Linked DNA regions of Homo sapiens: all the other regions are linked to region 1. Evidence: chromatin loops called from intact Hi-C (ENCODE). Cell type or tissue: endothelial cell of umbilical vein. All regions are shown on one strand.

Evidence for each region. Hi-C counts contacts between places; a loop is a spot of excess contacts. Peaks named below come from ENCODE experiments on the same cell type or tissue, not always from the same donor. Only the 100,000 strongest peaks of a DNase experiment are listed, where the experiment ranks them.
Region 2: a loop joins it to region 1, with 11 times the contacts of the local background. A loop is called at or near these places in 94 of 110 quality-filtered maps.
Region 3: a loop joins it to region 1, with 9 times the contacts of the local background. A loop is called at or near these places in 35 of 110 quality-filtered maps.
Region 4: a loop joins it to region 1, with 7 times the contacts of the local background. A loop is called at or near these places in 20 of 110 quality-filtered maps.
Region 5: it touches region 1 in a loop (13-fold over the local background); 98 of 110 quality-filtered maps call a loop at or near these places.

Annotation. Positions count from the first base shown.
Region 1 is chr1:89,760,664-89,765,663 of GRCh38, forward strand. No RefSeq gene overlaps it. Among named protein-coding and RNA genes, the nearest start is that of LRRC8D, 58 kb to the right of the region's middle. RefSeq lists an enhancer at 2,071-2,571. In endothelial cell of umbilical vein, a CTCF peak has its summit at 2,476 (motif pointing left); DNase peaks (open chromatin) are centred at 58, 1,448 and 2,288; H3K4me3 peaks cover 1,061 bases; H3K27ac peaks cover 1,787 bases.
Region 2 is chr1:89,481,564-89,486,563 of GRCh38, forward strand. No RefSeq gene overlaps it. Among named protein-coding and RNA genes, the nearest start is that of LRRC8B, 41 kb to the right of the region's middle. In endothelial cell of umbilical vein, a CTCF peak has its summit at 1,880 (motif pointing right); a DNase peak (open chromatin) is centred at 1,878; H3K27me3 peaks cover 342 bases.
Region 3 is chr1:89,708,065-89,713,064 of GRCh38, forward strand. It overlaps LRRC8C (leucine rich repeat containing 8 VRAC subunit C), which reads left to right. Exons shown (of 3, transcript NM_032270.5): 3 at 4,645-5,000. Among named protein-coding and RNA genes, the nearest start is that of LRRC8C, 77 kb to the left of the region's middle. In endothelial cell of umbilical vein, no CTCF peak of the experiment used is centred here; a DNase peak (open chromatin) is centred at 2,127; H3K27ac peaks cover 3,026 bases.
Region 4 is chr1:89,689,868-89,694,867 of GRCh38, forward strand. All of the region lies in intron 2 of LRRC8C (leucine rich repeat containing 8 VRAC subunit C), which reads left to right. Among named protein-coding and RNA genes, the nearest start is that of LRRC8C, 59 kb to the left of the region's middle. In endothelial cell of umbilical vein, no CTCF peak of the experiment used is centred here; a DNase peak (open chromatin) is centred at 2,984; H3K27ac peaks cover 2,075 bases.
Region 5 is chr1:89,630,681-89,635,680 of GRCh38, forward strand. LRRC8C (leucine rich repeat containing 8 VRAC subunit C) reads left to right here and starts at 2,440. Exons shown (of 3, transcript NM_032270.5): 1 at 2,440-2,642. LRRC8C-DT (LRRC8C divergent transcript) reads right to left here and starts at 2,214. Exons shown (of 3, transcript NR_033981.1): 1 at 1,977-2,214; 2 at 1,336-1,529. RefSeq lists a silencer at 2,242-2,901 and enhancers at 3,282-3,331, 3,362-3,411. In endothelial cell of umbilical vein, a CTCF peak has its summit at 2,327; DNase peaks (open chromatin) are centred at 2,341 and 3,481; H3K4me3 peaks cover 3,287 bases; H3K27ac peaks cover 3,415 bases.

The DNA of each region.
Region 1 (5,000 bases):
AGGGGAAAAGAACTGTTCTAGGAAACAGGAAGTGAGCACTCACCAGAAACCAAATCCAATCTTGGACTTCCAGCCTCCAGAACTGTGAGAATTAAATTGCTGTTGTTTATAAGTCATCCAGTTTACAGTGTTTTGTTATAGCAGCCTGAGCAAGCCAGACAAGGGCCCAAGGCCTCCATCAGCACCACGTTTTATGATATGTGTTCTGTGAACCATCTGACTTCGGATCTTAGAGGAGGAGGTAGCAGAGGGATTGGTAAAATGCCGATTCCCATGGACTGCTCCAGAAATTCTGATTCCATAGATTTGGGCAGGACCTGAGAAATCTGCATTTAAAACAAACTCCTTGAGAGACTTTTTTTATTATTATTAAAGTTTGAGAACTCCCACCATGGCCCAATCTACCAAATTATAAAGGAAGAGCATGCTGGGCATGGTGGCTCATGCCTGTAATCCCAGCACTTTAGGAGGCTGAGGCGGGTAGATCACTTGAGATCAGGAGTTCGAGACCAGCCTGGCCAACATCGTGAAACCCCATCTCTACTAATAATACAAAAATTAGCTGGGTGTGGTGGTACGCGCCTATAATCCCAGCTGCTTGGGAAGCTGAGGCAGGAGAATTGCTTGAACCCAGGAGGCAGAGCTTGCAGTGAGCTGAGATCGCACCACTGCACTCCAGCCTGGGCAACAGAGTGAGAGTCCATCTCAAACAAACAAACAAAAAAGAAGAGCAGCATTAGAAAGAAAACCTGTACTGGGACAGTTGTGCCCTAAAGGGGCAAGCAAAAAGAAAGGGAATAAAGACTAGCAACAACCCAGAAGTGCTGTGAACAACAGTTTCTAAGAAGTGACCATTCTCTGTATTTATTAGGATGTGAAAGAAATGAAGTTCCCTCTCTCACACACACATTCGAGAATACAAGTCTGAGGAGAACCTGCTCTGGGTGAAGAATTTTTTTTATAATTCTCATATTCATGCTCAAGGAGCATGCACTCCTAGGCATATATTCACAAGGGGCTATGAGAGCCCTGGAGAGACCAGGTACTCTGAGGGTAGGACACATACTTTAGCAACTTGGGGGACACATTCTCAAGCTGAAATGGTGTCTCTGGAGCCCATACGAGTTGTGCCTGTGGGGGCCCCACAGACAGGGACCCTTGGCATTGCTGATAATTGAAGGGTCTGCCACAGAGGTCTCTAACATGACTTTCTACCACCATCTTTCCTGCTCACTTGCACATCAATAGACACACAGGTATATTGAGCAGCAGCTCTTCCTCACCTTGTCATCAAACAGTCTGTTTCTGCCTTCACCATTTTGCATCTGACCTTTCACAGGTAGCAAGAGAAGAGTCTAAGGAGCAGCAGGCAACGTGCTGAAGTGCAGAGCCAGGTCAAGGCTGGGTTTGTCTGAGCAGCTGGTGAGTAAGAGAGCTGTGACCAGGGCTCTGAGAAATATGGACAGGGGCCAGCCTGACAAAGACAACAAAGAACTGCCCAGGGGAAGGTGAAGAAGGTAACTGTCAACCCTTCAAAAAGTGAAATGGCGTTAGTAAGATGAAGGCCAGCCCATAAGAGATGCCAGCCAAGATGGAATAATGCGCAGATTTTCATCTAAGGGTGGGAATGACCTGTCGGCCTGATCCAGGCACACTGGCTTCTGAGATTCCCTTCCTAGCCCTGCCCACACACCCCCCACCCGACGCCCTTTCCCCAGCCTAGGTCCCTGAGTTTCTCATTCGTTGCTCACTTGTGTCTATTGTATGTCTTCTTCGTCAAAATCGAGCAGGGACTAATTAGCGGTGAAAGCAGAGACTCCAGCTCATTTCCGTTCACCTCATTATTTGTTTCTCTTTTGGGCTGAAGCCAAACAACAATCAAACATTAACATTCCCCCTGCAGAGCGGGCACACGGACACATGGGAGCATGTTACACACACCACACCCTCACAGCGTGCACACATGCACATGCACACACACACACCTGCTCCACTGCTATTCGGCTGTGCGAGGTCTCTGCGGCCCCGCTGTCTCCGGGCATCTAGGGTAACATCTCTTTCCATTTCAGACCTGGGACTGGTCTGAAACTGTATAATGGAATGGCCCTGGGCAAGCAGGGAAAGGACGTTGGGAATTTCCGGAAGCACAATCCCCCTGGCCAGCACTGGTGTTAATTAAGGGCGCTGCTGGTGTTTTGCAGGCAGCTGTTTCCTCCTCCGGCCCTCCTGTTCCCCGGGCCGCCTGGGCACCGGCGCCTGCACTCTGGCATTCATTGCTCTACCGTAAGCCTTGTTTCTAGCCGTTTTCAATCAAGTGGGAGACTGTCCAAATTTCCGTCTCAATGAAAATCAACTGTTCTAAATCTAAGCTCCCATTAAGCGTTCCAGGGGCTGGCCTGACTTGGAATTTAAGCAGCAGCGCAGCCCTCCCTGGAGTGAGCGGCGGCCGGGGCTCCAGATAAGGCGGGCCTGCCTCCTAGTGGCCAAGGTGCTGCAGGGCAGCTCTGAGGGCTGGAGGGCTGCGCAGCCGCCACCCGAGGACACGGGGAGGAGGCACAGTAAGAGAATCCTTAGAGCCTAACGCCCCCTTCTCCGTCGCTCTCGAGCCGCTCCAGTCCCCAAGTCCCATCCCCTTTCCTTCCCCGACATCTCTCCTCGTTGCCTCACTCTGGCTCCGTCGAACTGCAGTGGTCTGTTAGCTGGACTCTATCTCCAGCTTCTGTATCGAATCCATGCACCTCGCTGCCAATTCGTCTTCCGGACGCTCGTTGTCAGTCCTCTGTGATCTCTAATTAAGGCTCTGCTGAGTCTCCTCTTTATCTATAGGGAGAATCCTCAAGCGGGGAGACACACCCTTCCTGCAGAGGCGTATCGCCAGCCACGACAAGGCGAGCCGCGTTTCTCCCCACACTCCCCAAAAAGGCGATGACCCTCCCCAGGCCGCGCTCACGCTGAACCCCTGTTGCTGAGCTGCAGTTCCTGGAGGTGTCCTGTCCTCAAATGTGGGGATGCGGGGAAAAGATTAAGAAGGTAAAAGTTCAAACCAGGCAAAAGTTCAAACCTCTTGGCACTCCACAATGTGGCCTCAAGCTTCCCTTCTAGCTTTAGTGCTAGAGTAGAATGAAATGAAGGGTTGGAATGCCAGGTGTGCTACGTTTTAGTCATGGAACTGTATGAAAGGTTCTAAATTCTAAATGTCTTTACAGGGTTGTCATGGAGACTAAAAGAGGTCGCCGGAGTATCAAATTTAGCACAATGCTTGCCACATAGTGAATGTTCAATAAATGGCAGCTGTCATTTTCCTTCCCCCGTTAGAAAGACAACTGGTTTGCTCACAGTTCTGATACCGGCCTTGAACTGAACTTTCCATCTCTGCACCTCGGCTTTTGACACCCTATTTGCCTGGAGCGTCCACTATCACCACTTTGGTTAAAGCTACTGTCACCTCCTGCAATAGACTAATTCATCTCCCTGCTCCTGCCCACAGTTATTTTTAATCTAGCCACCAGAATTTTTTTAAGTGTAAATCAGATTATGTCACTCATCTGCTCAAACCCCTATTGTAGCTCCCTATTTCACTCGGTGTAAAAGCCAAAGCACTCACCATGTCCTGGAGGCCCTACATGATCTGGCTCTTTTCCCCCTTCATGTTATTTCCCATACCTTTCTCCCTTGTTCACTCTGTTTCTTCCACAATGACCAATTGCTTTTGCTGGAAAGCACCAGCAATTTATTAATAGCCTTTGTGTTGGCTTTTCCCTCTACCTAGAATATTTTCCTCACATACCTGCATAGCTCTTTCGCTTACTTTTTCATGACTTTGTTCAGTTGTCACCTTCAAAAAAAAAAAAAAAAAAAAAAAGCCAGCCAGGCATGGCGGCTCATACCTGTAATCTCAGCACTTTGAGAGGTGAAGGCAGCAGACAGCTTGGGCCCAGGAGTTCCAGACCAGCCTGGGCAACACGGCAAAACCCCATCTCTACAAAAAATACAAAATATATTTTTCGTAGAGGACGGTGGCACACACCTATAGTCCTAGCTACTTGGGAGGCAGGAGGACTGCTTGAGCCTGGGAGGTTGAGGCTGCAGTGTGAGCCATGATCATGCCACTGCACTCCAGCCTGGGCAACAGAGCAAGACCCTGTCAAAAAAACAAATAAATAAAAGCCAATCCTGACCACATATTTAAAATTTCAAACTGCTCTACTTTCCCCCAGTACTTCCAATCCCCTTTATCTTGCCCAACTTCTCCTTTTCCATAGCACATACCATATTCCTTACTACCTTCTAAAATAATATATATAACAAAGCCAACCATTGGCAAATAAATCTCTCATAATTTGCTGATGGGAGTGTAACTTGGTACAACTACTTTGGAAATCTTTTAGAGAGTATCTACTAAAGCTAAAAATACTTTATTTTACTCTTGTATATAAATCCAACAAATTGCAAATCCAACAAAAAGGAGTACTTTTTGTCAGATTTATTTTGGTCGGTTCTGTAAATATAATATGTTATATAATATATAATAAGATATATACTTATATATTAGTCACCTACTCATATAGCTATATAATCATATAATTTATGATCTAATCATATCACATATAATAATCTTAATTACTTTAATCATTTCACTAAACTAGGAACAACCCAAATGTCAATCTACAGTAAAATGAATAAATTTTGATTTTTTTCAAACAATAAGTACACAGCACTAAAAAATAAGTTATTCATGGTATTCATTAACAACATGAATGAGTCCAGAATCTAATATTGAGCAAGAGAAGTTGGAAACCAAAAAGTACCTCCTATATGATTTAATTGATTTGAAGTTCAAGAAAGGCAAGACTTCAATGATAGAAGTCAGAATAGAGCTACTTATTTCTCTAATTGGGATATAACCTAATCTTTCTGAAAACAGGGAGAATATTCATCTTGCAGGACTGCTGTGAAAATTGCAGATAATATATATCTAACATCTAGTACCAAGTTCCTAG
Region 2 (5,000 bases), 280 kb before region 1:
CCATATTAACCTGGATTTCATTGTCCATGTCATTATCAGCATTTTGCACAAAGCCATTCAACAAGTCTCTAGGAAGTTCCAAACTTTCCCACATTTTTCTGTCTTATTCTGAGCCCTCCAAACTGTTCCAACCTCTGCGTGTTACCCAGTTCCAAAGTCACTTTCACATTTTTGGGTATCTTTTCAGCAGCGCCCACTCTACTGGTACCAATTTACTGTAGGAGTCCATTGTCCTGCTGCTGATAAAGACATACCCAAGACCGGGCACAGTCGTGGTGGAAGGCAAAAGTCACATCTCACCTGGTGGCAGACAAGAGAATAGAATGAGAGGCAAGCAAAAGATTTCCCCTTATAAAACCATTAGATATCATGATACTCATTCAGTACCATGAGAACAGTATAGAGGAAACTGCTCCCATTAATCAATTACCTCCCACTTGGTCCCTCCCACAACATAAGGGAATTAGGGGAGCTAGCATTCAAGATGATATTTGGGTGGGGACACAGCCAAACCATATCAAAATATAAATGGATTAAGTGTCCCAAATGAAAAACAAAGATTATCATACTGGATAATATTACAAACCTATCTATATTCTGCTTACAAGAGACACACTGTAAAATATTAGAATGAAATGTTGAAATTAAAATAATAGAAAAATGATATACCATAAAAATTTTAACCAAAAAAAACTGGTACAGGTATATTAATATTAGAAACTAGGCTTTGAAACAGAGAGCATTTTTTAAAGATAAAGAGGCTATATATGCCGAACATGATGGAACACTATAGAGCAATTAAAATGGAAGAACTGTAGCTCATCACAACATAGATGAATCTCTCAAACATAATGATGTACGAAAGAAACCAAATGCTAAAGAATACATACTGTGTGGTTCCATTCGTATAAAGATTAAAAGCTGCCAAAATGGCACAAGAAGTCAGAATAATGTGTTCCGGGATTTTGTGCAGGGTCTTTAGTTGTAGCTGACTTCTTGTCTTTAGTTTCTCAGAGGAGTATGTTACCAAGTATTTCTGGTGTTGAAGCTTTGGTATGTGATTCAGTAGGTGGCACTGATAGTTTATTGAGCTGAACACATAATTTATTCATTTTCTGGATTGACATATTTAATTCTAATTTTTTCCATTTTAAAAATAGGAATATAAAAAAGCAGGTCTTTATTTTGTTTATTATGCTTCCACAGTGGAAAGTAGGAGTTGGTAAAAATTATTTTGAGTTGACAAAGTGTGATGATGATATGTAGCACCTGCTGTGATAATCTTAGAAACCTATTAGTAAATGAGCATATTACGGACATCTAAGTTAGATGTTTAGGAAGTGCCTCTTTCATCAACATCACAAATCACTATCAGATAGTGTTACTTTTCTAATTATATTATTGGCTTCTGATATATATTAATATAAGTTGCTTCACCTCAATATGACAATTGAATGATTTATGAAATTATTGAGATTTTATTAATAAATATATATCTCCAAGTAATATCTCTCCAAGGTCATAATTTTGTCAACATACATAATCAGGCATTTCTTATATTTCTGCTTGTAATAATCATACATTGGGACAAAATGAAAAGGAAACAAGCCTTGAGTTCTATACAGACTCTAGTACAAGGAAGAAACAGTAACAATCTCCAACCACTCGGTGATGATAAGGATGTCTTGATGTCTTGATTCCTACTGCTGGTAAGCACATAAAGCAGATAAATTCATGATAAATAAGGTTCCCACTTCTAATGAGTTTCTTGTGGGAGGAAGAAAGCAGTGAGAAACAATCCTTTATTTTTGATGTAACTCTAGAAGAGGAATCTGTGAGAAACAGAATTTCTATAAGTAGATGAACTCTGGCCACAAGAGGGCGATACGAGGCTTGAAGCACACTGATTCCAAGGCTGTGAGATCTATGGCCACACAGTCAGTACTACAATAGAAATCACTAACATCACCTTAATCACTAGCTGCATCCATTCCAAATCCTGTGCAATGTTCTGCCCTTGTCCAAGAAGGATAAAAGGGGTACTCAGTGGCAGTTCTTTTTCCTGCTTCTTGATTGTACTTAATAATAGATTTCTTCCATGTTCTTAATAATAGAACAGATTTCTTCCAATTCAAACAGCCCATATATTAGGGAAAATTGAATAAGCTCTTTATTCCATCCTCAATTCTCCTAGTAAACTTCATTCTGTTCCTACCAGAATAACATGACAACAGAACTGTTCTAGAACCATTCCAGCCTTTTACGCCATTGAATGCTATCTATATTTATTAGGCTAATACTAATTAGTTGACTAATACTAGTCTAATAGTTAATACTAGTCTAATGCTATTAGACTAATACTAGTACTACTAGACTAATACTAAGACTAATATTCTGCTCTACATCTATATGAAAAATAAAATAAAGGGAGAATGAAAATGAAAGTTGGCAAGGTTCTGTAACAATTACATACATCTCTAAGAAGTACAACTATATTATGTCTGTAATAATATTTAATGGCAGCTTTTTATTTTATAAATTTATAAATGTTCTCTATAAAATACTTATTTAGGTTGGAATGGATTGACTTTTCAAAGTTAACTAGAAGTCAACAAAAAGGAAGTATATATAATGACAAGGTAGATGATGAAAACCCTTTGACCGCATATTTAACCACACATCTGAAGACACTTTAAGATAAAGCCATCAGCAAGAGTTGCCCATTTTCACTGCTATGGCAAAAAGAGGCTAATTGATGTCAATGGTTTATAACTTAGCCACAGATGCAAGATATTTTCCTTTTCACCTGAGCTATAGCATAAAATTTAATGACTTCTTCCTTTAGTGCCTTCATATAATACTACTACTTAATTGTTTACTTCTGGGGGAAGTTGGGTTACCGTAAGATATTTTATACATAAAATTTTATATTTTACATCTTAAAGTCACACTGAAAAACAAAGAAGTTAAAACTATCTAAGACTATTTTCTTAAGTCAGCATGTTGCCTGTGGTGGTTTGGAAAGTATGTCCACAAATTATTTGACTCTCCTCCCTTTAAGAGGTATAGCCTAATTCCCCTCCCCTTGAGTATAGGTTGGTTTTAATGACTAATTCCTAACAATTTGAATACACTGAAAGTAACAATATTCACTTCTAAGACTAGGTTATTACAAATCTACAGCTTTTACCCTTGGAATCTGCTTTCTTTGTCCCTGGGGGAAGCCATGTCATGAGCCTTATGGAGAGGCTGATGTGAAGAGGAACTGAAGCCTCCTGCCAACAGCCATAGCTGTCAGTCAAGCAGCTCCTCCAGACTCAGTTAAGACTCAGATGGCAACAGCCCTGGAAGATACCTTGACTGAAGCCACATGAGAAACCTTGAACCACAACTATCCACCTAAGCCTCTCTCATATTCCTGACCCGCAGAAACTATGAGACAATAAATATTTATTGTTTTCAGCTTATATATTTTAGATAATTTTTACACAGCAATAAATGAGGAACATATTGACATATGCTGAATTGGATGGACACATTTCACAGAAGCTTAAGCAAACAACAGACTGGGCCCCTCTTGTTTTTTCAGATGTTTAACAAAAAGATGTTACAAAAATAGACTACATGCTTTTTCTAGTACTACTGCTGTCGCTCTATGACTGTTCATGGCTAACAAAACAAAAGGTACAATTTAATTCGAAAGTTCTCTTAGCTTAACTTTATTTTTTTATCCATATAATAAATTAAGATTCTTCAAGGACTATGAGGGCAACAAATCCCACAGAGGAACACAGAGTTCACCTTCCTATCTAATAGACTGACAAAAATTTATGATTCTAGGTCATTTTAACAGCCCATGTGGGGAGACGGTACTGCCAGACATGGAGCATGATAGAACTGACGACTAGTGCTTATAAATCCTTTTGTTTTAAGAGTGGTTTTTAAATCATTTTTACTAGTTTTCATCTTTATTAGTTAAGATAATTGGTGTTTTTCCCATTTTACTGATAAAGAGCCTGGGAAAGAGGAATACTACATTCCTAAGCCAATCAAATATCATGAGAGTCTAAGTAGAAATCCATATCTCTTTAATTTAGATTAATAAGCATTTATTGAGTTTCCACAATATTCTAGACACTGTGCTAGGCACAGGAGGTACAAATAAAAATAAATATATCTCATTTTCTCCAGAAGCTTAAAATCTAGTAAATTTAAAAGCAAATGGTAAGAGCTATGATAGTAGCAATATATAAAGTACAGTGGAAGCAACGAGGAGGAGCACTTATCATATTCTCTTATGATCAGGGGATGATACCTGGGCTTCAGTTTCTAATGATGAATAAGGATACTTATTTTTCCTATTTCTTTTGTATGCCAAGGAACTCTAAATTACCTGTATCCTAATTCTCATTTGTTTATGAGAACCTTTTCGATTGATCTATTTTGTTGTATGATAGGATTTCAAAGAGGAATTTTTGTCTCACACATCAAGATACAGTAGATACTGAATCCCAAAGTGATTGTCAGACTCTATATAAATTTTCAAATAAAATTATGAGAACCAGTTTTGATACATTTAAAACCTGTCATCCACATCGAAGACATAAAAGGTTGAGAACAGACACAGAGGGTAGAATTACAAACTTACCTCTTGAAAAGAGCTTTGTCCTTCAATTAGGTCTAGGAAGTGTTTCAGGAGACCCTTGAAGACCTTAATCAGTGCTGCCTGCAGTTAGGGAGCACACTGGACTGGTGTGGAACACAAATCTGAGCTCTCTGTGGCAGGATGCTGTGACTGTTTGCCTGAGGGATCCAGAGAGAGACATCCAAGACATTTGCTGGTTTTACAGGAAATGGGATCTGGGAGGATCTCTACCTGGAATCATTATGGCAGTGAGCCTGCCAGGTTAACCAGAGCTTTGGGTAGATGGCAGGAGGATTCTAGCAGAGTCTGGGCTTGGCATGGGCTGTGTAAAATCCAGAAGCTAAGTGGGGAGTGG
Region 3 (5,000 bases), 53 kb before region 1:
GTTCATTTTGATTTTTTTCTTCACTTCTCCCCCCAGTTTCTTCCCCCTTTTTCTCTCCCTCTTCCTACATAAAGGCACCACGTAACTCCATTCTCAAGCCTTTTTCCTCCAAAGGCAGCTGAGAGTTGTCCTTGAAAGAAAATGGCGGAATTGCTCCATGTGATAATGTGTGTGGATGAGCTGCTGGTGATGCACTGAACCTCAAGGCTTTGTAGAAGGGGATGCGGTTGGGCACTTTCTCCCTGCCCCTACTCCAAGCACTCTGTCTTAGTCCTGTACCAACAGCCTGGAACCCTACAACTATTCTTTTGAGATTTGTTTTGCAGCCTTTCTTTAAGGCTTGTTTTGCACCCTGATCTTTACATTACTGGGTAAAGAAAAAGAAACGTGAAGTATAGGTCTGATTAGGCAGACTTCTCAAAAGGATAGGACAGATAAAACAAAAATTTCCTAATTCTCACAGGCTGCTGTTACAAAGATATGGCAAAAACACTGTTTAACCTTTTGAAGAAGAAGAAGAAGATGACGAAGAAGAAGACAAAGAAGAAGAAGCTGCCTGCCTTATTTTTTTTCTTATTTTTCTCTTTGAAAATACTGATCCTTTTCCCAGTTCTTCCCCACATTGCAGTGTTCAGAAATACAGTCTCTATTTAACATGGAGGGTAACTTCCTCTCTCTTATAGCTATTGCACTGTTTAAATCTTCATACTGTTTACTGTTGGACCTCCTAACCTGGCTATTTATTTTTGTAGTCCTGGATTTGACAGCCAGCCCTCACATTCTTTTGGAATTCTACTCAGAGATGCCTCTCTGCAGGAGTCTTCTTGTGATGTGTTCCCTCAGCAACATGAGATGCTACTGTTCTTAGTAACTAGATTCCAGTATTTTTTTTTCTACTCAGCGCTCGTTTCTGGGTGATTAACAGCTTTTGGAAAATAGATTACTGTCTTTATTCTCCTGAGATTTGAGTAGGCACACTTCAAAAAATATCTTCATGAAGGAATGAAAGGGAAATATGAAGTCAAAAGAGTGAACAGAACTTCTGGAGATTGCCTGTGGCATAAGCCTCCTACGCTGGGCTGTTCTCTACAAAGCCATCCTAGCGGAAGCTAGGTGAAATGAGAAGAATGTGGGGAGTGGTGGAAGAACACTAGGCTGGAAAGAAAAGACAGGTTTAAATTCCTGTTCTGCCATTTCCTAGCTGCGTGAACTTGTGCAGGTCACTGAAGTTTTCTGAACCTTGGTCAGTTTCTTCTTCTGTAGAACGGAGAGAATGTGACCTACTTCTCCAGCATGGCAGATTCCAGCTAATTAGACATTTTTGTGCAAAATATAAAAACGCAGTTGCACTGTGTGGACATAACCCCAAGTGCACACAGCTGAGTGAGAGGTACACAAGCTAGATTTCAGCCTACACTTGCCCTTCACCTGGGCACCCTGGTACAGTGCATAACCTAAAATCCTGTACAGCAGCCAAGTTCCTTAAGTCCACCGTCTTCTTTCATTAGGAGCAAGCCCGGGGGAGGGTTCAGGCAGGGGTACAGAAATGGGGCCCACTTGGTTGCTTTGCAGGGACTTAGCACCTTAAGAAGATGCCTCCCTTTTTACCTTCTATTTAATCTTGCTTTTACCTGATTCCTCTGTGTTTTTTTGTTTTGTTTTGTTTTTTGTGTGTGGTTTTTTTTTGTTTGTTTTTTTTTTGTTTGAGACGGAGTCTCGCTCTGTCGCCCAGGCTGGAGTGCAGTGGCGCGATCTCGGCTCACTGCAAGCTCCGCCTCCCGGGTTCACGCCATTTTCCTGCCTCAGCCTCCCCAGTAGTTGGGACTACAGGCGCCCGCCACCGCGCCCGGCTAATTTTTTGTGTTTTCAGTAGAGACGGGGTTTCACCGTGTTAGCCAAGGTGGTCTGGATCTCCTGACCTCGTGATCCACCCGCCTTGGCCTCCCAAAATGCTGGGATTACAGGCGTGAGTCACGGCACCCAGCCTGTATTTTCATCATATCATTAACAATATCGTATTAACAATAGTTCAAGGGTGTCAGTCTTGAAGAATGTGCTCAAGGAAGCACATTCCTTTTCCCTGCTGATCTCTGGCCCCCTCCCTCTGCCTACTTCCCAAGTTGTTGGAGCATTAAATGAGATCATGAACAGGAAAGCATCTGGAACATGATCCCAAGCCCTTCTCTTTTATGTTTCTTCAAGATAGTCTAGTATTTGTCTAGGCTTTCTCCTGGTGGTTTTGTTTGTTTTTTATTCCAGGGGTTTCCAAAGTATGGTGCTTGAATCCCGAGAAATATGATGAATGCTCCATTGAGATGTGAAATAAAAGTGAAAACTTTTCTTTATATTTATTTTAAACATGAAATAAGTTAGCTTTTTGATTATTTGACATATTGATTGATGTGGATATGCAGTACCTATAGGAAGACATAAATATAGTGGGTAGGCATACTCAACATTTTCCTCTAAGTAATAGAAATGTTTGAAGACCACTGCTGAATTCTCACATCTCAGTAGCCACCAAATCCTCTAAATGCAATCACATTTGTTGTTCTTACCTGCATTCTTTTGATTTAAATAGTAAATAGTTGCCCCCCTGCTTTATCTTCCCAAGACAGAACTTTATAAATCTTGTGGTGAAACCTCCTCTCTTCCCGCAGCCTCATTTCTTGTTATCTGCATAGGACATGGCAAGCAGTAAGCCTTTTCTGTAAAATGTGACTTGTTTGTGCAAAATAATTTGTTAAGATAAAGTCAAATTGGGATCCCTCTGGCTTAATCCTAGACATTCAGGAAAATACGAATATGGGCTCTGGGTCTAGGTGATTCTGAGCTAGATGACATTAGGCAAGTTATTTACCTGAGTCCATGCCTCAGTCTCCTCATCTATAAAATGGAAATAATAAGAGTACTTGATGTCATCCGATTAAGATGGCAATTAATAGAATTAATGCCCATGACTTTATGAAAAGACGGTCAGCTGCATATTAAGCATAACAGAAGTTTGCTGCTGTCATCACTATAATCACCATCTTCATCTTCATCCCTAGAAGAGGTGTCCTGCACACCCAGACTGATACAACCCTGAACTAGAAGGACTATTGGCAATTTTGGATTCACTCCCTTTCTCAGAAAATATACACTGGTGGTCTTCCATGTACCAGACACTTTACTAAGTGTTGGGTGCTTCACTCTGTCATCAGCCTCATGCTTCTATATGGTAGGCTGCTAGTTCCCTTGTCACCAGCTCGTGGTCACCTTACTATGCTATAGCAGACCACTTTACAACGGGTTCAGTTTCTATGCCTATAATCAAGGTAAAGGACTTTGATGTTGCAAAATCACTAACCACTGCTGGTGCAGAATCACTAAACATTGTGGATTTTCAGCCATTTGACATTTTAAGGTACAAATAGACTTTCCCTGCGTTATTAATTCCACATGTCATTGCTGAATACTCTTTGGTTATTCTTCCTTTGAAATGTCAACTTTTTGTTCATAGAGTTCTACTAACATAGGCCTCCTCCTGAAGATGATTCGTCTAGGTTTATTCAATGTGTATTCTGTCACATCCTACCTTATCTTCAAAAAGGGTGCATTCATTCTCTCTTTCCCAAATTGCAATTTTTTGAGTCTGCTGGACATTCTTACAGCTTAATATTCTTTTCAACAAACTGAAACGTTGGTGGAAGGATGGTGGTTCTCAATGTAATATTTTGTGTGTAACGCTAGCAAATCTAAACAATTATTTTACTGTTGAACACTTCTGTATTTTTTTATCTCTCTCTGAAGGAAGAGTTTTTATAAAAGCTTAGCAAAATTTCCATTAAATTCATTCATATTGATCTATACATACAGTCTAGAATATGTGTAGAAAAAGAAGGGGAAAACAAGACAGGAATTCCTTTCATAGTTCCTCCTTCTTATCTTTCTGCTTCTCATACACAGACTGATACAATCTTTGAGGACATCTAACTCAAGATTGAGTCTGAGAAGATGATATACTTCCCAGACTGATGACTGATTCTCCCAGAATCCAGTGAGAGAATTGATAATTTTTTTTTTGAGACAAAATTTTGTTCTTGTCGCCCATGTTGGAGTGCAATGGCACGATCTCGGCTCACTGCAACCTCCACCTCCTGGGTTCAAGCAATTCTCCTGCCTCAACCTCCCAAGTACCTGGAATTACAGGTGCCTACCACCATGCCCAGCTAATTTTCGTATTTTTAGTAGAGACAGGGTTTCGCCATGTTGGCCAGGCTGGTTTCAAACTCCTGACCTCAGGTGATCCACCCGGCTTGGCCTCCCAAAGTGCTTGGATTACAGTTGTGAGCCACTGCGCCTGGCTGCTAATTTTTTAAAAATACATGAATGTTCCCTAAATATTTATTTTCTTGTGAGTTGTTCTATGACCTGAAAAAACACTGTTTTATGTCATAACTTAGACATGATGAACAAAGTCAGATATTTCATTTTTCCAATATATGAGCTAAGAATAAAATCTTGATGCTGGAATTGAACGTTGTATTCTCCAGGCAGAGGAAATGGACATTTATTGGATGTTACTGCTGCTTTCTTTGCAGTAATGACATTATGAAAGCTCTTTGAGTAATATAATTTGAAAATATTATTTCCATGTTTCAGGTCATGCAAGACAAGATAATCTGCCTTCCGAAAAGAGTGCAGCCTGCTCAGAACCACTCTTCCCTTTCGAATGTCTCTCAAGCAGTTGCCAGTACCACTCCACTGCCTCCACCTAAACCATCTCCTGCTAACCCCATCACTGTGGAAATGAAAGGCCTGAAGACAGATTTGGACCTTCAGCAGTACAGCTTTATAAATCAGATGTGTTATGAGCGAGCCCTCCACTGGTATGCCAAGTATTTCCCTTACCTTGTCCTCATCCATACCCTGGTCTTTATGCTCTGCAGTAACTTTTGGTTCAAATTCCCTGGTTCCAGCTCCAAAATAGAACATTTCATCTCCATTCTGGGGAAGTG
Region 4 (5,000 bases), 71 kb before region 1:
GAGGCAAAGGTTGCAGTGAGCCAAGATCGCACCATTGCACTGCAGCCTGGGTGACAAAGCAAGACTCCGTCTCAAAAAAAAAAAGAGAGAAATCAAGGATGACTAAGATTTTTAGACCTCAGCAACTAGAAAAGTTTGTTTGTAAACATGTTAGGTTTGTGATATATGTTAAACATCAACGTGGAGATATTAAGTAATCAGTTGGATGTAAAACCCAGGAGTTTGGGGTTAGTGATGGTCATTTTCAGGAGGAACGAGGTGAAGATCCAGGATCTAGGTGGAAGGATTATCCCTGATTTGGGTGGAGGAGGCATCATCCACCAGAATGGGAATGATAGCTACAGATACATTTTTATTTGGTAGGGAGACAGAAAGACAGGCGTCTGTGCCTTATGGCTTGTTGTTTCTCTGTGATGGAGAAAACAACATTTACTGAGAGGTTGTGAGGGTGAGGAATGCAGTAGGAATTGGCAATAAGGAAGGTAGTAGAGCAGGGGTCTCAAGGAGAAGGTTAGATTTGGGGTGGCTAGCTTGGGAAATAGTAGAGGAAGGTGACATAGATTAGCGGGAGCACTATCAACCTGTCTTTATTACTGTGCCATGGCTCAGAGCGCTGCTGCAGGATCTGCCTAACAAGCACACGGAATTGTTTCTCTTGTTTACACATTCCATGGCAGGATGAAAAGAGAAAGAACACAGAAAATCTTTTAGAATAAATAGTTAACTTGCAATGAAATGAATGAAAATAAGAGTGTACCTATGAAAATGTCTATAATGAGCATCATTTAGGAGATGTGCCTGCGGTAAGTTCAGGAGGGAATTCAAGCACAAGCTAAACCTCTTTTCCTGTGTGCTGGTCAGAATCATCTTCCTGCAGCACAGCCCCACAGTGTCTCTCTACAGTCCAGAAGGCTTTTGGGCTCCCCGCTGACCAGCCTTCTCAGCACCACCACTCTTACCTCGCACAATCAGTGGCTCCTGCTCAGACAGGTTAACTAACCTGGGCCCTTCACACATAGGCCTTTTTCATCTCTTCAGCCGTTAAAAAGAAATCTGATGCCAGTTGACTGGGTACAAGAAGTGTTGTCTGAGATGACAAGGTTCTGAGAAAAAGTGAGATGCCAAAAGAAATATTGCTTCAGAATATGAAGGCTGCAGGGCACAGAATTCATACGGGGTGGACTACTCAATTCAACAAACAATCCTGTGCATCAGCAATATATCAGACACTCTGTGGGGTGTTAGATGCTAAAAGAAAAACAGCACAGCCCATGCCTTCAGATTGCTAATTGTCTGAAGACCATAGAAACACATAAGCAATGTTTTCCAATATGTAAATGCCTTAATGGTGCCTCAAGAGCATCAAATATGATGTTGTCATCTCAGTCACTGGAAGTGAGGGACTCAAGAAGATAATTGAGTGAAGTCTCAAAGAATGAATATACAAAACCAAAATATATATTTTAATAAGACGCATGAAGGGGAAAACTCAGCATTAACAGAATATTTAGTGTGATCATTTTACAAAGCCCTCATGGATTGGCACAGTGACCGGAGGGCCCAGATGGCATTTTTCGGAGAGGGTGGGGTCAGGGATATTAAACATCCTGCAATCGGTGGGACATTCCCACACAGCAGAATTGTTTTATCCAGAATGCTAATAGCACATCCATGGAGTAACACTGGCAAGAGAACCTGTGCTAGAATCTGTATGTACTTTATTTAGTTCCCAGAACAAACCTGTGAAAGTAGATTAGTCCCATTTTTCAGATGAGAATTCCAAAGTGTAGAAGGTTAGATAACTTGCCCCAAAGCCAAGAGGGATGCAGCTGAGATTCCAATCTTAGGCTGATTCTCCATGAGGCGTCTGTCACCCCTGTGCACACTGCTATCAAATATTATGGAACCATCACAATTGCACAGATTGTGAGGGCAAGGTTTGGCTTATAAAACAGGATTTTCAGTGTAAAAGCAAGTACAAAATGATAAAAAGAGAAAATCGTTACAAAAAGTATCAATTTTATGAATTATAAATTAAAATTTTAAGGGGCATTCACTATATACCTGCTATTTAAAAAGAAAAATTTGCACTCTATAGTGAGCATTAACAAAACAAGAAAGAATGCATGGTACAAATTATCAAAGTAAAACTACCTAGGATCCATATAACAAATTAATGTTCCATAGGGGAAGAATTTAAGCTCTTATTTTAGCTCTGCTATGATAATCCACTAAAAATGGCTTAATGACTGATAACTTTATAAACAAAGGATTCTCTGTGAAGCTCAAGTTCCTTTCTCATTCCCAAGGCGATGTTAAAATTGTTAAAATATATTTTTATGTCTTGATTTTCCACTTGTAAATTGAAAGTGTATCATTCTTTCTGATCTTATTTACAAAGCAAGTTAACTCCTATATTGGAATACATGACAAGGCAAAATCTAAGGTGAAGTTAGAAGAACACTCTTTGATGATAAAATAGTAATCCAACAGCTTTTAGAGTAACTATTTTGTAAGTTGCTTTTTTCATGTCAAGTTAACAGTTGATATCTGTTTACTCCTAAAAGATTGTATTCATATAGGTTCAACACTACTCAGCTTGGAAAATACTGGGGGATTAAGGAGATTATTTTCTATCAAGGGGATGTTGATTCTTTCTTGCACTTATGTAAAAGGATTAGAACCAGCACTTTTGCCTTACTTGTCTGACAAATATTTATTCATTTCTGAGCAAGTAGCTCTTTTCAAGGCTGCCATGAAATAAGAGCATGTATAAAGAGCATTCCTTAGATTACATCAATCCACATAAGAACAAATATAAACTCACTATAAGCCAGGAGAGTGTAGGAGTATATGTGTCTGTCCTATTCCTGTACAGTCATACACCCTCAAGGACCAATAGTGTAAACACCCAACTTTGTGCTATAAACAACACTATTCAAAAACTCAACACATTCAACAAAATAGACCATATCCTGAAAGGTCAACACGTTGCTTCCTGGAAAAATAAGATTGCTTTAGATCTCTGCTCAGTGACTCCAGGTTATCTTATTATGACCAAATCCAAAACAGCCCATGGGCAGACCGTTACCAAATATAGAATTAGCAGTTAGAAACCAGAAACAGGAACTGGAAGATGCAAGCCCCCTGGAAGCCCTAGGGGACCTGCCTTGTGATTGTGACATAGAAAAGACATTTCCTGCTTTCTGAATTTGGAGGGGAAAAAAGAATTATTTCAATGACAAAGCCACCTACAAAAAAATCCTGGAAGATTTAACCCAATCACTAGGAGCGAAGTGGCCAGCAGGGTCACACTATCAAAAAGGTTAGGACATGTGAGTTTTTTGGTTAGAGCTGATCCCCGCTTTGATTTTTAGGGCATACTGAAATTAATTTCTACTTCTCTGATTTAGAGCCATCAATGTCAGCTCCATGACAAATGACCTTCAGGTGAAAATGCTCATAGGCAGTTCACTGGAAAGTACAGGCAATCAGAATTATAGATTCCAGAATGATATCAGAAGACTTCATTTTGACAATGTGCCCTGAATTCTTGCTTCTACTCCCCCCATGCAGTCATCTGCTGTATACTGTCTGGGATTTCTAGTAGATCTTTTTCTTTGGCCAAATTTGAATTTTATAGATAGAAGCCCAGAAATTCTTACTTAGAATCAGTAATACTGATTACATCAGAATACTGATGAAATCACAGATAGAAGTGAAGGCTTAAAATCAAGACCTCATCTCAGATATGTTCCTTTTCTTTTATCTTTTCTTCCTTTTTTTTTTTTTTTTTTTTTTTTTTTTTGAGACAGAGTCTCACTCTGTCACCCAGGCTGGAGTGCAGAGGCGCGGTCTCGGCTCACTGCAACCTCTGCCTCCCAGTTCAAGCAATTCTCATACCTCAGCCACCTGAGTAGCTGGGTTTACAAGCATGCACCACCACACCCAGCTAATTTTTGTATTTTTAGTGGAGACAGAGTTTAACCATTTTGGCCAGGTTGGTCTTGAACTCCTGGCCTAGAGTGATCCACCCACCTCAGCCTTCCAAAGTGCTGGGATTACAGGTGTGAGCTACTGCACCGGCCCAGTTGTATAAAGTTTCCATGTACCCACCTTACATCTCCGTTCTACTAGGGTCTTTGGGGAATATAAAACAAAAATTATTTAGATAGTGAAAATAATTGTAAAGAGCAACCTTTGTCATCTCTGTGGGGATGGTAGTGAATGGTGTGAAAGAAACACTATTTCAAAACCTCTGTTACATCTAGTATCAAAAATATGCCTTAGTTGGGACCTTCTTTTTATGGTGGTTTATTTGAACTGACACTTTTGATCTTCCCTAGAATTTTACTTCTTGTCATCTATCACCTTGACAATTTTATGTGGACTGAATTCCAATTTTATGTGGACTGTATACAGGGTGGTTATAGGAATACAGGAATAAATTATATTCCAGGGAGAAAAAAGTGATATGGTGTATTACAGAAGATAAGACTTGTGGGGCATGGTAACATTCTACAGATGTCCACTTGGGGGTTTCTAGCAAACAAGGACTTTCAGCTCTGCTTCATTTTGTTTCGTTTGTTTTGTTATTTTGGAGACGAGTTCTCACTCTGTTGCGCAGGCTGCTTTGAAACTCCTGGGCTCTAGTGATCTTCCTGCCTCAGCTTCCTGAGTAGCTGGGATTACAGGTGCGTGACACCATGCCCAGCTTCTTTTTTTTTTTTTTTTTTTTTTGAGATGGAGTCTCACTCTGTCACCCAGGCTGGAATGTGTGCATTGGCATGATCTCACTGCAACTCCACTTCCCGGGTTCAAGTGGTTCTCCTGCCTCAGCTTCCCTAGTAGTTGAGATTACATCCATGCACCACCACACCCAGCTAATTTTTGTATTTTTAGTAGAGACGGGCTTTCACCATGTTGGCCAGAATGGTCTCAAACTTCTGACCTCAAGTGATCCACCCGCCTCAGCCTCCCAAAGTGCTGGGAGCCCAGCC
Region 5 (5,000 bases), 130 kb before region 1:
TCCCATGAACTATGAACACCCTGAAGTCGGAGAATAAGCCTTGTACTTCTTTAAGACCCTCACTCAAGTTGACTGATTGCTAATTCTACCAGTCCTTTACAGAGAGCTTGCTAAGTGTGGATGTTAATGTGAATTAGGTGGACTGAGGTAAGATCACTAGATTTAAGGTTTACATGCTACAAAATAAGAAGAGGTGAACTAACCAGTGTAGCATAGTTTTTAGACTAGTGGCTTTCAAGCATTAATGTGCATGTGAATCACCTGCCTACACGTGAAGAACTACCCAGTTGATCCAATTAGAAGGCAGACACAAGAGTAGCCAAAAGTATTGCAATAAAGCAACTTGGGGTGGACTCAACTTGCAGGGGATTCAGATCCCAGGTTTCCAAACCTTTTTGCTATTCCTGGTTCTTTTGCTTTCAGTGAAGAGTAGTTAAGTACAATAGTAGCTCTCATTTACTGACTACTTACAAAGTGATTGGCACTGTTCTTGGTGCTTTGAGCATATTAGCTAATTCTCACAGCACCCTGTAGTACTATACCTATAGGGATGATAAGGGGATGTGGGTGGTGGGGAGGGGGCAGATAAAAAGAACAGTAAATTTCCTAAGTTTAAACTGGAAGAATAGGGATTTCATCCTGGTTCACCTGAGTACAAAGTCTAAGGTTCAATGATTCCTTGACACTGGGTAGCAAGGGAGCATTTCAGGGATGCCTAAGCTTGTGGTCAGGTGCCAACGGTACAAAGATAGAAGTATATCAGAGAGCCCTTGCAGAATAAGGCCCTCCACAGGAGGGTTGTGACCTTGGTACTTGCCTCACTGTGTTTAAATTCAGGTAAGGTAAGAGAATTGAAGAGGTAAAGCTACCTTAGAGAGTATTGCTGCATCTACCCTGGTGACTTACAAGGTACTTGAATTTTTTTTTTTCTAGCAAACTGCTAAAGTTAGCCTTTGCCTTTTTCCCAGAGACTCTCTAGGAATTTTTCCCATCTGCTGACTAGGAGGTAAGCCCGGACCTAAATTTTTGTCTTGTTGTAGGTTAATTAAGACTGGTGTTAGATTCAGCTCCTAAGGCCTAAGAGAATTTAAGGTTGTCTTCTGGGAAGGACACCCAACAGCAGCATTGGAATTGGAAAAAAAGTGTAGGATTTTGCTGAGTGAGCAGGGGGAAAGCAATGTAAAGCCCAAGAGAATATCTTTTGAACAAACGTCCTTTTCATTTTGGTTTAGAAATAGAAACGTGGTAAAAGGAGGCGACTGTTTTCTGAAGGCTTGTAGCACGAAAACAGGCCAACTGGCCAGCAACTAGTTGTCTATCAGTTTCTCTACTCACATACATCTGCCTTTTCCAGACTGCCAGCGCGGAGCACTAGTTTGACTTTGGGTGCTCTTCAAATAGCTGGCATTGATAAGGCATTCCCAGAAGACTGTGTTACTTAGTAATCTTGTCGGTACATTTTTTCACTGGGCAGAGATTTTCCAAACAGAGAGCTGCCAGCTTTCAAGACGTCAGAGTGCTTTTTCATCCTGAAATTGGGTGGGAAAATGGGGAGAAGAAAAGCACGGTTCAGATCAATCAATGAGAGAGAACCCCTCCCTCCATACTCGTTAAACAACAGGTGGTTTTGCTGTGCACCGTCAACTCCTTTATGCGGGAGCTGTAGGCGGGGCATTCCAACTGAGTCTCCCTGGAATCTGCCCCTTAGCCCGTATTGCAGGGGCGGTGCAGTTGGGGATTCCGGCCTGAAAGGAGACTTGGTTGTCAAGGGGCTCAAGGGCTTCATGATCCAAGGATATTGGGTTTTGCTTTTCTCCTTCTCCATCTTCCTCATTCTATCCCACCGTCCCCTCCCCACCCTTCTCTTAGGAGGCCTTCGCTTCTCCTGTGGAGGGGTTATCTTCATCCTGACCCTGGCCTTCGGAGGAGTTCCCAGAAGGGCTATTTTTAGTGGTGGCTGCTCCCCTCTAACTTACCCAGGGGAGGAGCTGCGGTGGCTGAGCCGACGCTGCGCGCACAGCCGCCTGTGGTTTTCCGCGCATTGTGAGGGATGAGGGGTGGAGGTGGTATTAGACGCAGCCGAATCCTCCCTCAGAGTCCGCCAGGTGGGCGTCTCAGGGGTGGGAGTGGCCGCGTCGTGAAGCGGAGAGAGGATTTCTCTCCTGGTCCTGGAGAAGGCCCCCGGCGGCCGGCGGCATCCCTCGCTGGCGAGTCCCGGGAGCGAGGTGGTCTCTGCAGGGGAGGAAGTTCCCGGGCGGCGCGGCCTGCGTCACAGCGGGGCTGGCACCGCGGAGTCGACTCGGCGGGCGGTGGCGACCCCGGGGCCGGGCGCTGGGCGGCGCTGGCTGCCGCTAGCCGGGCTGCGTGCGGGGCGGCGCTGGAGGCGGCTCCGTCCGCGGCCGGGGAGGCGGAGGGGAGGAGGGCTTGCGGGGCTGGGGCGTTAGCTGCGTCCCGGCTGGAAGCCCGCGAAGAGAAGTAGGAGGAAGGCGCCGCCGTGGCCGCGGCCGCAGTGCTCGGGCGCGACAAGCCATGAGCAGCGACCCCGCGGGCGACGCCGCCGTCCCTGGCAGCCGCTGAGCCCGACCCCCAGGCAGCTCGCCGCTCCCTAGCACCTTCTCCAGTCGACACTCTCGCGCCCGGAGGTAAGGGCGGGGGATCCGCGGAGGGATGGAGAGGGGCAGCCCGCAGAGGGCCACCCGCTCGGTCCGCTGTGCGCGCCGGACCGGGACTCGCCCCGCCTCACTCGCGTCCTTGCTTCCCCCCGGCTCTCAGACAGGCAGAATGTGGTTGCCCGCCCGGCGTGTGGTGCTGGGAACCTTCCGCTACTGCGGCTCAGGAGCCCGCCAACCCCTACCCCACCCAATCCGCGCTAGCCCGAGCGGCCGCGCGAGGATCTCAGCCTGGCGCCCAACGCCGCGCCGCAGCGGCAGGTCCTGCAGACTGGGCGCGGGGGTGGGGGGGCGGTCCGCGAGGGGAAATGCGTCCGTGGCCGGGGCGATCGTTGTTCTTTCCTACCTCGAAAATCTCTGAGACCCCGGGGCCAGTCCTTTCCGGTCTATCACCCCCCTGCCACCTCCGAACCCTTGAAGTTAGCACTTTTGGGCAGGGAAAGGAATTGGAAGGTTTCTCGAAGAAACGTGAGAGCACCGTGTGCTCACCTGCAGGACAGGAGGGAAGGGGTTCAGCTTGATCGGGCGGGCCCCAGAAGCCAGGTGTTTAGGCCAGCGGTTGAGGCCAAAACCGCTGCCTTCATCCCACGCCTAGGCTCGCTGATCTTTCCCTTTCCAGCTGGTTCCCACCAATGAGATGATTAGGGATGGAGTTAGCAACTCAGGAGCCTTAGATGTGTTCTGTGGACACGAATGCCTTTCTTTTCTCCCTCAGCCGGTTCTTCCCTCCCCAACCCCCACGCCTGCCCGGTATACAGCAAAGTCCAAACAGTTTCTTCCAAACCTCGCATCCTCCGTAGTTTTGCAACAGCCGGACACCTAGCCCGCATCCTAATGCGGATATTTCAGAGTATTACGGCTAAACTTCCCTTGGTTTCAAATTCCTTAAACATGTTAAAGCCTCAGCAAACGTTAGGAAACATTTTCAGGTTCCCATCCTCAAAGTAAAAAATAAGAACCAATCCATCTTTGTTGGAGTGCCGGTGTTTGGCACGGGGAGGCTTGAATTACCTCCATTTAAAGCAGCCTTTGAAGGAAGGAATAGGTAAAGGAAATCGCAGCCGTTTGTAAGTCACATACTTCTTTCGCGGTAGTGTGAGAAACGTAGCCTTAACCAACAGTCACATTTCCCGACAGGTATGTGATGGTTTCCCAAAGCATCGATGAGGCTTCAGCGTGGGCAGGTCATTAAGATGCCATTTAGACGAAAAAGGAGTAAAAGTGGAGTAGTCCTCTTGGTTAGCACAATGCTGCAAAATCGCCAGAGCCAATAATTTTTATACATTTATAAATTCTGTTTATTTTTAAATAATTTGTTGAAAACCCAAAACGTAATCTGAGCTGCATAAAACTCGCTCAATTCATAAACAATGTGTTGAGTGTGTAAACAAACATTAAATGTATACAGCTCTAGTCTAGGATATTTGCATTTCTTGTGACTTGCTTTAACAGGGAAGGCCAAGGCTATAATTGGTTTGCTTTACTCTGGAGTGATTAAGTTCTGTCTTGGGGTCAGTTTGTTTCCTTTGAGGGGGATGTAGGGCAGTTTTGCAAAGATGGATATTTGCCATGGTTCACATAATAGATTGGGCACAGACAGGACCCATCAACCCAACAATTGTATCAGAGATACCAAGTATATTTAACAATTTTCTTATTAATAAAATCAAGCCTTTATTAATAGTACTAATCTATTATTTCTCAGATTAAGCACTTTAATGAAATGTATTTTTAAAAGGGAATGCTTTTAGTGAAAATAATGCATTAGGAGCTGTAAGATAAATGAATGAAAATGTTGCACTTTATTTCCATGAAGTTTATCTTTTAAAAAACAATACAAAGTTAGAAATATGTTTAACTCCCAAGTGTTCAATTTTTACCAAATTGTTATGATTTTTAATACTCTATAGTATTATTAAGTTATAGTCACCTATGACATTATAATAGAGCGAGCCTAAGTTTAAAATGAAATGAGGTGGAAACTATATTTATTTTGCCAAGAATTGTGTTAATGATTTAATATGGTACATTGCTATAACATAATCTAGCTGCATGCTAGATACCTAATACACATTATCTCAGGTTCTTACAATGAACCCCTAAGGTAAATGGTGCCATCCACATTTTACATAAGAAGGAAGTTCAGAGTTTCTGATTTGGCTGAAGACTATGCAGCTAAGTTAGTGCCTGAATGAAGCCAAGCCTCCTTAGTCTTAATGATATACTTTTTTTTATTATCCAAAGCTGCTTATTTATTTTTTCTATATAAATTTGTTGTTAACTCACCATAGTGACTATATGAGGAAACAGAGATTGTAAAGTTTTCTGCCC